Linked DNA regions of Homo sapiens: region 1 is linked to region 2. A link is a loop called in an ENCODE intact Hi-C map of the cell type or tissue named here. Cell type or tissue: dorsolateral prefrontal cortex. All regions are shown on one strand. Each heading gives the region's core, and the rest is flanking DNA. Links, peaks and the distances in the headings are about the cores only.

Region 1 (5,375 bases), core at 167-5,166, 80 kb after region 2:
TGGATTCATGTTTAGGGTAAAGGATTCAAGGGGGAAAGAGAGGGTCAAAACTAATGACTATATCTTTAAAGTGTCACTGATACCATGTATGATGTTATTCTTCAGCCAAGAGATATCCAGTTAGGACTTCAGCTACAAAATAGTATCTATTTCTTTCCTTCACCCTTCTTTGGGGGTGGGGGGTGTGAAGGGGTGAACGTGCACTGGCTCTCTGATGTCTTAATTTGCTACCCCCTAATTAGCTGGGAACTGAATCTGAGATGAAAAAACCATACCCTGGCATTAAGGGCTACCTCAGGGTGAGTGGGTGTCCTCTGATTATCTTTGGAAGGTTTCTTGGAGTTGCATTCTTATTTCAGCCCCCCTCAAAGTGCAAGGCAGTGCCTCTATTTTTAATGAGAAATCCAATTCTTTCTCCTGTCATTCCTTGAGTTTTTCCATGCTGCTTCACTCAAGAGGTGCACCTTGGTGGCCTGTTTGCCTTAGTAAGCCCAACCTAATAAGGTTAAGAAATGGCTGATGCCTAACCACCCTTCCGGATATTCACCACCCTGCCATTTAGCCTCCTCACAGAAAGGTAACAGTCTAGTGTAAACGGATATACTTATCCATCCTCTGAGTCTCACTGAGTCCCCAGTTTTACAGATGGTCCTGAAATTGAGGTCTTTTGCAGGCTCCAGTACCCTGAAAAGTCTCCATCACTGAGCCCAGGTAAAGCAAAGCCCTTCACTAGAAATTTGAAGTCACGAAGTGAGTGGTAAGTGTAAGGGGTTCACTCAGTTGTGAGCACCATCGAGGTAAGAAAAAAGTCTCCATCTGTAGCTATGAGCACAGCACTTGGAACAATGGAGGTGGGCAATAAATGCTAGCCCAACGAACAACTACAAATGTGGAAGTAAGTGTATTTGGCCATACTGCCAAATTTCTCTGGTTGGAAGGATCAATGAGTAAGTTTTCTTGTGTTTTTGGAGGAGGCAGTGGTGGGGGAAACAGAAAGGAAGAGAACATGAGTCTACAAGATCATTGGGAGGCCGGGTTTAGGGTAAGCTGAGGTTGGAGTTCTCTGGGTTTTGTTTGATCATTTTTTGCTTTGTTCTGTTTGTTTTGTCAGAAGGCAGGGTTCTCTCATGATTTTTTTTATACCCCTATTTAAAAACTTTTAAAGATTTCCCTTTGCACAGAAGTGTAAGATTAATCCTTCAGTTGGCTACTAATATTGCCTTATCTCCCTTGGATTTATTCACAAATTTTTGTGGAGTGCCTAACACAATATGCCAGGCACTGTGCTAAATACACAGATACATGGTGAGGAAGAAACATAACTCCTGCCCTCAGAGGGCTGACATTCTGGCAGGGGAGACAAACTTAGATAGAGACATTTAAGAAGTGACCAGAAGGAAAAGTAAGATGGAAAGAGGCAAGAAGGACCAGGAAGGCAAAGGAGAAGGAAGATGTTAGAGGTAGGAGAGTTTCCAAGAGGGAAGTGATGTAACAGATTTGCATTTGCAAAAAAACTCCGGCTGCAGAGTGGAGAACAAATTGTAGGGAGACATGAGTAGGTCATCAGGTGAAAATAGTGGTGTCTTAGAAAGGGGAAAGTAATGGGTGCTATGGGAACATAAAGCAAGAGTACTTAATCTGGCCCTGGAGATCAGGGAAGGCCTCCCTGAGGAAGTGACATTTAAGTGAGTTTTGAAGACTGGGTTAGCTGTGGTGAGGAACATGACGGGGTGAAGACTGAAGAGAGTCTGTGTCATACTAACTTTCTGCCTTCGCGAAGGCAGGCCTCATTGTTACTAACAATTTGGTCCTAGCCTGGAATGCCTGGTATCTTTTTTCCCTTGGCCAAATTGTGTCTATCTTTCTATAGCCCTCTCAAACTCCATTTTCTCTGATGATGACCAGATATGACTACTCTCGTTTCTAAACTCTTATTCTATGTCTGTCACTTAGGATTTAAAGTCTTACTATTGGTATTGTGACTTAAGGTTACACGTTTACAAACTTCTTGTAAGTTCCTTGAATTTACGAGCTGTCTTGTATTACTTTGGCATCACCCAGAGTATCTAGCCCAGTGACAGGCACATGAGGTATTCACTGAAAGAATGAATGAATGAATGAGGCACTAGAGTCCCTGCAAGCCTCCTTTGGTAGTTCACTATTATCTGTGAAGCTGACAAGGAAAGGGGTCTGCTTTCCCTATAAGATTTGTACTAAGTACTTGGATGCACAAACCTAAGATCTGAAATTGACAGCTCCTTCCCTCTGGTCACTGATTCTCACCCCCTTGCAATCCTGCCCACCCCTACCCACCACCTTCTATTGTTTCTTCTGTCTTCTGGTTCTCAGCCAGGATGAGAAAATGGTCTAGCTGTCCTCAGAGACTTACGCCAGCCTGGACTGCTCTGCAGTGCCATGAAGGGCCAGGACTTTTGTTTACAGCTGGGAGCATGGTGAGGTGGTGAGCACAGCTGACAGCCCCACTCTGGAGCAAACATCAATCTTCCTCTGTCCTCTCGGCCAAGTTTCACAGACCAGCTCTATTGAAAGCTGGCTGTACCGGCCTGGGTCTCATTGACGTCCTACCCAGAACTCTGGCCTGGAAGCAGCGGGGTGAATCTCGGCTTTGTACCTTTTAGGAACTGCCCTTGCTCCCTTCTCTGTCCCCAGTTTCAAACCATTTTATCTCAACCTCAGGACCTTGAGAGAACATGTGCTCTGATTTCCCCATGCCCTAAACAGTGCCCCACCTCTCCAACCATATCTGCTCACTCCCAGCAGTGTACAAACCCCGTCATTTGCTTAGTTACACAGTGAAAACACAACAAAGAACGAACAAAACCACATAGTTTTCAATGGGTACTCTATGGAACCCGCCTTTCCAAGCAGGTTCAGGTTGGACCTGGAACAGTCAGGTTCCAAGTCCTTGAAAGAGTGTGTGTGTGTGTGTGTGTGTGTGTGTGTGTGTGTGTGTGTGTGTGATCTTTGCCTTCAGGCAGCTTTCCCATTGTTTTATTGTTGTTGTTGTTGATTTTTGTGTATGGTGAGAGACAGGGATCCACCCCACTGTTTTAAAAACTGCAGGTCAGCTGGGCATGATAGCTCACGCCTGTAATCCCAGCACTTTGAGAGGCCAAGGCGGGCAGATCACCTAAGTCAGGAGTTCAAGACCAGCCTGCCCAACATGGCGAAACCCCGTCTCTACTAAAAATACAAAAAGTTAGCTGGGCGTGGTGGCCGGCGCCTGTAATCCCAGCTACTTGGGAGGCTGAGGAAGGAGAATCGCTTGAACCCAGGAGGTGGAGGTTGCAGTGAGCTGAGATCCGCCACTGCACTCTAGCCTGGGCGATAAGAGTGAAACTCTGTCTCAAAAACGAAAAACAAAGAAACAAAACAAAAACCTGCAAGTCAGATGGGGCCCAGAGCCTTCCAAGAATACCCTGAGGTCCTCAGTAAGGACCTCTTTGCCACATATTCTGCTCCCTGGTGTCCTCTGTCATTAGCAGCTTTGTCCTCTCCAGCACTCACCTGGGGTGAGAATGAAGCCCCATTACACTCCAAGTTCCATCTCCTGCCCCAATACTCCCTTTGCCTGTGCTTCTCTTCCTGCTGGCTAACAGTTTTTGCCAATTAGCTGAGGTCTGTTTCCATGGTTTTCAAGCTCCCTCCACTCTCAATCGCCCAAGGGATATGATATACTTCTTTCACCAATAGTGGTTCATTACAGCAAGACTTACTTGTGGGGTTTGGTGGAGGGGGATTGCAGGCAGAAGGATATTTCCCTTCTAGAAGACCTAACCAGAATTTTTGGCAAAGAGGCTTTTTCAATCTAAAACGCCCCCCTCCCCAGATTTTTACAGGGTATGTCTCTACTAAAGGGTGTACATTCTACCTAACCCCTTGGTTAATAAGTACTCTTCTAAAGAGAAACCCATGTGCGTTCTCTTCCTCAGGACTGATGAAGCACTTTAAAACATTTTTTGTCTTTTTAAATGTTTTATTATGGAAAACTTCAAAAATACACAAAAGTAGGAAAAACAGTCTAATGAACTCCCACGTAACAAGCTTCAACAATTTAGATGCAGCACTTTAACTACTACTGGTTTGTCATCTTTAATAACATGACAGCTTATATTTTCAAAAGGCATAGTTTTTATCATTCCCAGTGTAACGGGGACTGTAGGTGGAGGTTAGAAGCATAAGCAAATTTAACTCTGGAAAAATGACTCAAGGCATCCTCTTGAAGCAGTGCTCAGATTGTAGGACTCAGCATACACTGGAGGAAAGCGGTCCTCATTTCTGTGGGTTGGTATGTAGCATGGATGACTTTATATGATCATTCCAAGTGAAGTCTGTGGCTCAGGAAACTACAAATTTTGGTAAATTGTATGCTAAACTATTAACTCAGGAAGGGGACAACAAGGAATTATGTGTGAATCTGGCATCCCAAGGTCATCCAAGGACATTATTGATTAGGTTCAGGATCTCAGTGTTTTGGGTCATTTGAAGAAGTAATCTCATTCTGTCAAATGGGTAGGTCAGTCTCGGGGTGGGGATTTGTCAAAGGAGGAGAGAGGAACTAGAAGAAGACAGATACCCCTAAAAGGATAAAACTTTCCCATGACTATTTTCATCTTTGCCCTGGTCTCACAGGCTAGCAAACTAGATTGATTCAGACTACATTCCTGGACTGGCTTTATAAAATTCCTATGGAATGAGGCAGGTATAAATAGATAGAAATACGTCCTTATTAAAGAAATACCATTTGCTTAGCTGAAATATTAGGTTTTATTTTTAACCTTTACATTAATCAAACATTATTCAAAAAAATCCAATAAGCTAGTCAGAATCAAAATTTTAAAATATCAAATTAACCTTAGAATAGACCAATTTTATCTACTACCCAGAAACCATGGGAAAACACTGGTGTCTCTCTCCACCCTCCAGAACAGACTGACTGCTACCTTCCAGACCTAGGAAGGCTCTCTTAGTCATGAGGTAAGACAGGGCCAGCAGAAAATGTTGGGCAGGTTGCACCCTCCCCAAGGGTGCCCAACTAATAAGGTAGAGTCCAGGCTGAAATTCATTCTTCAGCTGTTCTGGTGAGGTTGCAACAGCCTACAGAAAGAAAAGTTATTTTTCTCATTGTTCCACTGGAATGGGCCCTTCTCTACAATTTCTCTGCCCCCCAGGTGACATGCTTTTCTAATTAGCACAAAAGCAAGGTATGAGCTAATGGTGGCCTTGAAAATTAACACAGGGTTCTCAGAGCATTGCCTGTCCTTTGAAGGCTGGGACCATAAATATTCTCTGTCTGGCCTTGGAGCCAAACAAACATTGACCTAAGCTATTTTTCCATTCCAGTTGAAACAGAC
Region 2 (5,303 bases), core at 1-5,000:
CAAAAACCTAGATATTAGCTCCCAAAGTCCTTCCGAATCTGCTCCAGCTCCCCACATCACTCCTAGCTGCCCTTGGCCCTCTCCACCTTTCCCCTCCCGATTCCTTGGAAAATAAGCGTTCCTCCCCCACCCCCACCCCCAGCTCTACGAACACAATAGAGAAGAAAAAATTGTCTTTTAAGATAATTTCCTCCAAATCCTTCTCAGTTTCAACTGCATGAAGACAAAATGCAGGCTGTCAATTCGATGAACAGATTGTGATTAGGCTGGGGGAGGCTAGAATTGTAATAATTTTATAGCTACAATAATAAAGACCCAGAAGTGGGCAAGACCTATGCAAGTTCACAGACTAGGTTAAAGAAAAGGCCAGCGTTGAAGATGTGGGTGATTTCCAAGAAGGATAATCGACTTCGAGACAAGTCAAGAACACGATCTGGGAATCAGGTAGTCAGTATTCTATCCTGAGAGTGTAATATCTTCATCAGAGAGCTTAAGCCAGGCAGACAAGAGGCAGGGAGTGGGTTAGAGTGAAGCAGCAGGTGGCAGTGAGGGTGGAGAGAAGAAACGAAATATAGTCCTTGCCACAGAGAAAGAAGCGGTAAGACAAAAATGGCTAAGCAGCAAAAACAGGGAAATACTATATAAAACCTGCCTTAGCAATAAGCTATTTCTAAAGACTGTGAAGGTATTTAAATGCCCACTGCTAGATGGGATCAGCCTGGGAAGGTTTTCTAGAACAGGTGAATCTTAAACAGTGTCTGTCTGGGCTCCTTGTCAGTCCTGTCTCCCTTCACAGCTCCCTTGACCTAGAGGCCGGTGTCCTCCCATGGATGGCCTTTAAAACAACTGGCTGGCATATAATAAGAGGGGCACCTGTTGGAAGACTCCGGAGAAGGAAGGTATGGTCTCCTGGAACTTTTCCTGTGATTTTGCCTTGGGAGAGGAGAGAAGAGGAGGGAGATACTGAGCAGAGACTAGTACCTTCCTGGGGTGGGAGAAAGGCAAGATTGTGTCTTACAGTTTTCTCTTTGGGCTGTGACTTTGGACATGTTACTGGCTTGGGCTCTGCTGTTAGGAAATGGACGAGTCTTTGGCAGATGCCCCTGTGGGCCCACTGGGGCCAAATCCTGCACCGTTTGAGGCTTGCTTAGAGTACTAGAACTCTAGATCCTTTGCTCTTGTATCAGCCCCAAGAAAAAAGGATCTCTGGAAATGCTGCCCCTTGCAAAACGGTATAATAGTAGCTTTCCAGAGCAGACGAGACTAAGGCCATGTGACTGATGGAAAAGGGTCCTAGAGCCCCTCGCCCTCCCCAGCCCTGCTCGCCAGCCACAGACTATGCCTGCTTTGGAAGCTCAACTGTAGGATTGAGCCAGCAATAAACTTCTGGATGGTCACTGTCGGAATGGCCCTGGAGAAGGGGGAGGACCAAGAGCAAGAAATCGCCAAATGTGTCTCCTCAGCTCATCAGATGGCAGGAGTGAGCCCAAACTTTGGGAGTTCAGATTTAGAGGATGAGGCAAATGATCCTTCACAGCTCGAATAGATGAGACAGCTCTCCACACAGGGGACATCACTCAGACTGAGCCCTCTCACAAAGCTTCCCCTGAGTTCTCAGCAGCAGCTCTGGGGACAGCAACTCTACTGGAAAGAAAATATGTGTTCCCAATAAACCCACAGATACCAATTTATCAACCACATTCCCTTAACACACATTTCTCTTCTCCTTTCTTCCATCTCCATTGCCTTAATATTCATTCTATCCTCTCCCCAAGTCTCAATCTCTTTGTCTCTGTTACCTGTCTCTGTCTCTGTTTCTCTCTATGTGTCTGTCTCTGTTTCCTTTTTCTCTCTCCACATTCCCTGTCTTCGCCTTGTTCTTATGCTTGTTCTTATGCCCAGGGCCAGAAAAGGGACCCAGCCAGGTGACCGTGTCTCACTCATCCCAGTGCCTTAAGGTTCCCAACTCCCTAGAATCTAGTGTGTTCTCATTGCTCTGTACATCCCGACACTCTGCCTCAGTACCTCGTCAGCAGACCTTTCCTGAGGGCTCCCTACAGACCTCATAGGGTATCTTCCCAGGTCCTCCAGAGCCCATTTTTATCTACATACCCCCACCTATTTCTGTGATTCTGCTTCCATTGGTTCTGCTGGGTGCCCTTGGCAAAATATTCTTGAGTCCAGCTAGGCTCCTGCACTGCCAAGGGATTCCTCAAGAGGCACTGCCAGCCTTCTTGGTGCAGCCTGCTGCCTGTACTGGGTGCCTGTGGGAACAATGCAGGATTGTATAAAACTCGTAAACAGTTTGCTTCATGCAATTCTGATGGTACCTCAGAGAATCTGGGCCCCCTTGATCATGGCTTGGTTTGACTGTGCAGCTTTCTTGCAAATAACTCGAAAACACTTGAATATTACCTCCACTCTCTGCTCTATGATCCCATAGTATCAGATTATTGAAGGCCACAGATCAAGTGGGTTCTCCTTGCTTCATTGTGTAGACTGAACTCTAAAACTCAGAGAAGTCCAGTGAATTTCTCCCAGGAAAAACTAGATAAGGGATCAAGTGCCCAATCTAGTGGCCAACTTCTCCCTGAGCACAGAGAAGAACATAAAGGGGAAGAGAGAAGCGCGTACCAGTGAAAGCCTGGGTCATCTGCTATTATTTGGGCTTCTAGAGCTGAGGCTTTGCTTCTCATTCCCAGGATAATGTCTTCCCAGACCAAATTTTGGAAGGCAGCTTTCCTAGCCCTGGCATAGAAGACTGGCTGGCTGGCAGGCAGGCAGTATATTATGTCCTATGTACTGTGGCTAGAACTTTCCACACCCAACTTCATGCCGATTGGCTAGACTATGCCTTTCTGGCCAAGAGAACCGAGGGCTGAGGGCCAGAGATGTCACATACTTTGAGCTGGCAGACAGGGGTAGAGAGTGGAGGGTGATCTTCTGCCTTTCCTGAAGGTTCAAGGAACAATGGGAGGATGGATAGGGGCAGGCCATGGGGTGTATTTGTGAGGGGGAGATGCCCGTGGCTTGGGATGGAGTAAAGAGTAGCCTGGAAGCCAAAATAATCACATGAAAAATCTCAGCTAAAGAATGCCTGAGGAGCACCACATAGCTACTAGCAATGTGAAGAAACAAGCTGTCCACAGAACCCACCTCCACCAACATAAAAACTTGGCCAGCTTTTGCAGGGTTGCCCCTGCAGGGAGGATGCTTGTTTGATGTGATTTCTGAGCAAAGTAGAAATAAAACTAGTATTATTTCTGGGGAACCAATGTTATTTGTTCAATTTGACTGATGGGATACTGAGACAATTTTCCCAATGGCACCTAGCAAGCAAAGACCAGAGCCATCTCTAGAGAATGCCTGTCTCCAGACTCTTATTGCTTGGAAGTTGCTTGGGAGGTTGTTCTGCTGTGAAAAAATGTGTGAATAGAGAGCCTTTGCCCTGAGCAACAACAGCCGGGGGCTGGGGGAGGATGGACAGGCTTCGGGCTGCTGTAGCCCAAGTTTTCAACCTTCTACACTTCTCAGGTTAAGTAGGAGGCCGCTATTTGAAACCCAGGGCAGAGGCAAACTTCCGGCAGTTTGTAGGATCAGTGGGGTTCCAAATTAGTCAGTAACTAGTCAACATGGTGAAACCCTGTCTCTACTAAAACTATAAAAATTAGCCAGGCATGGTGGTGCATGCCTGTAATTCCAGCTGCTCGGGAGGTTGAGGCACAAGAAGTGCTTGAACCTGGAAGGCAGAGGTTACAGTGAGGCGAGATGGTGCCACTGCGCTCCGACAGATCTCAAAAAAAAAAAAAAAAAAAGATTACACAAGATACTGAACATAAAATTCTTACCATAGTGCCTATGCTCAAGTATAATAACAATAATAATAATAATCACCAGATGGGGTGACAGAGTATCTCTGCAAATGTTTGATAAGCATTTAAAAAATAGAGGCTGAACTTTAGTGATCTCTAGAACCAACACCTTTCAGATCCAGGATTCCTATACTTCCCCTGAACCTGCCTATCTTTAAAATGGAGCCAAGGATATGTGCTTTGAAGAAATGTTGAGACTCTTTGAGACACACCTAGCAGTTTCTTTGTGTATTTGTTGTCTTCTAACATCTCCACCAGCACCTCTGGGTATGTCTATCACTAGGGTGACCAATCACCAATCATCCCGGTTTGCCAGGAACGAAGAGATCCCAAGATGTGGGACTTTCAGTGCTAAAAATGGGTACGGCCTGGGAAAACCAAAACAAGTTGGTCAGCCTACACCAGCACTGGAACACTGCCTTAAGCATTGTGCTTGAAGCAGTTGCCTCAAGGGCTGCCAACAACAAAAGCAGGTGTTAGGTTCCCCTTGCTGAAATCACTAAATGGGAAGTCCCCAAAGCCCCCCATTCCTCTGCTCTTTGAAATATCACGCCCAGGCAAGTAGGGTTGTCAGATAAAATACATGATGCTCAACTCAATTAAATTTGACTTTCAGATAAACAATGAATAATCATTTAAGTATATCCGAAATACTGGATGGGTCATACTTATACTGAGAAATTGCTCATTGTTTGTCTGAAAGTCTAATTTAACTGAATGCCTTGTATTTTTATTAGTGAATCCGGCAGCCCTACAGGCAAGGGCAGTCTGCTGTGGCAAGACAAGCTGGCTTTTGGGGTGTGAGCCACGAGAATGGCTAGGGAAATCTCACACAGGAAATCATGTTCCCTATGGACACACCTTCTTCTCTGCATCTCAGCCCTCAATCTCTTCATCTTGTGAGCCTGCCCTGGGCACCCCAGTCATGCTTTGTTCTGGGGAGGATCATCTGGGGCAAGGCAAGATGAGATGGGTCCTGAAGCAGGATACATAATCCATAATGGTTAGGAGTTTAGGCTTTGTAGGTAGCCAAATTGGGTTCATATCCCCCCTCAGCCTGGGACATAGCACAGTAAATGGCAATTCCCTGTTAATACTTAGAGGCCACCAGGCACAGTGGCTCACACCTGTAATCCCAACACTTTGGGAAGCCTAAGGGAGGAGGATCACTTGAGGCCAGGAGTTCAAGACCAACCTGGGCAACATAGTGAGACCCCCGTCTCTACAAAAAATTTAAAGATTAGCTGGGCGTCATGGTGCATGCCTGTAGTCCCAGCTACTCAGAAGCTGATGTGGGAGGATCACTTGAGCCCGAGAGGTCAAGGTTGCAGTGAGCCCTCATTGTGCCACTGCACTCCAGCCTGGGCAAAAAAGTGAGACCCTCTCTCAAAAAAAAAAAAAATTACTTAGTTGCAGACCTTTGTCTTTTCT

Evidence for each region. A loop is a pair of places that touch in the nucleus more often than their neighbours do. Peaks named below come from ENCODE experiments on the same cell type or tissue, not always from the same donor. Only the 100,000 strongest peaks of a DNase experiment are listed, where the experiment ranks them.
Region 1: a loop joins it to region 2, with 9 times the contacts of the local background. A loop is called at or near these places in 30 of 110 quality-filtered maps.

Annotation. Positions count from the first base shown.
Region 1 is chrX:103,691,162-103,696,536 of GRCh38, reverse strand. It overlaps MORF4L2-AS1 (MORF4L2 antisense RNA 1), which reads right to left. Exons shown (of 3, transcript NR_038978.1): 3 at 3,977-5,118. Among named protein-coding and RNA genes, the nearest start is that of MORF4L2-AS1, 6.6 kb to the right of the region's middle. In dorsolateral prefrontal cortex, for the core only: no CTCF peak of the experiment used is centred there; a DNase peak (open chromatin) is centred at 2,506; H3K27ac peaks cover 5,000 bases; H3K27me3 peaks cover 3,975 bases.
Region 2 is chrX:103,771,178-103,776,480 of GRCh38, reverse strand. It overlaps a transcript of RAB9B not described here. Among named protein-coding and RNA genes, the nearest start is that of PLP1, 3.0 kb to the left of the region's middle. In dorsolateral prefrontal cortex, for the core only: a CTCF peak has its summit at 2,175; DNase peaks (open chromatin) are centred at 2,245 and 2,850; H3K4me3 peaks cover 2,717 bases; H3K27ac peaks cover 5,000 bases; H3K27me3 peaks cover 3,947 bases.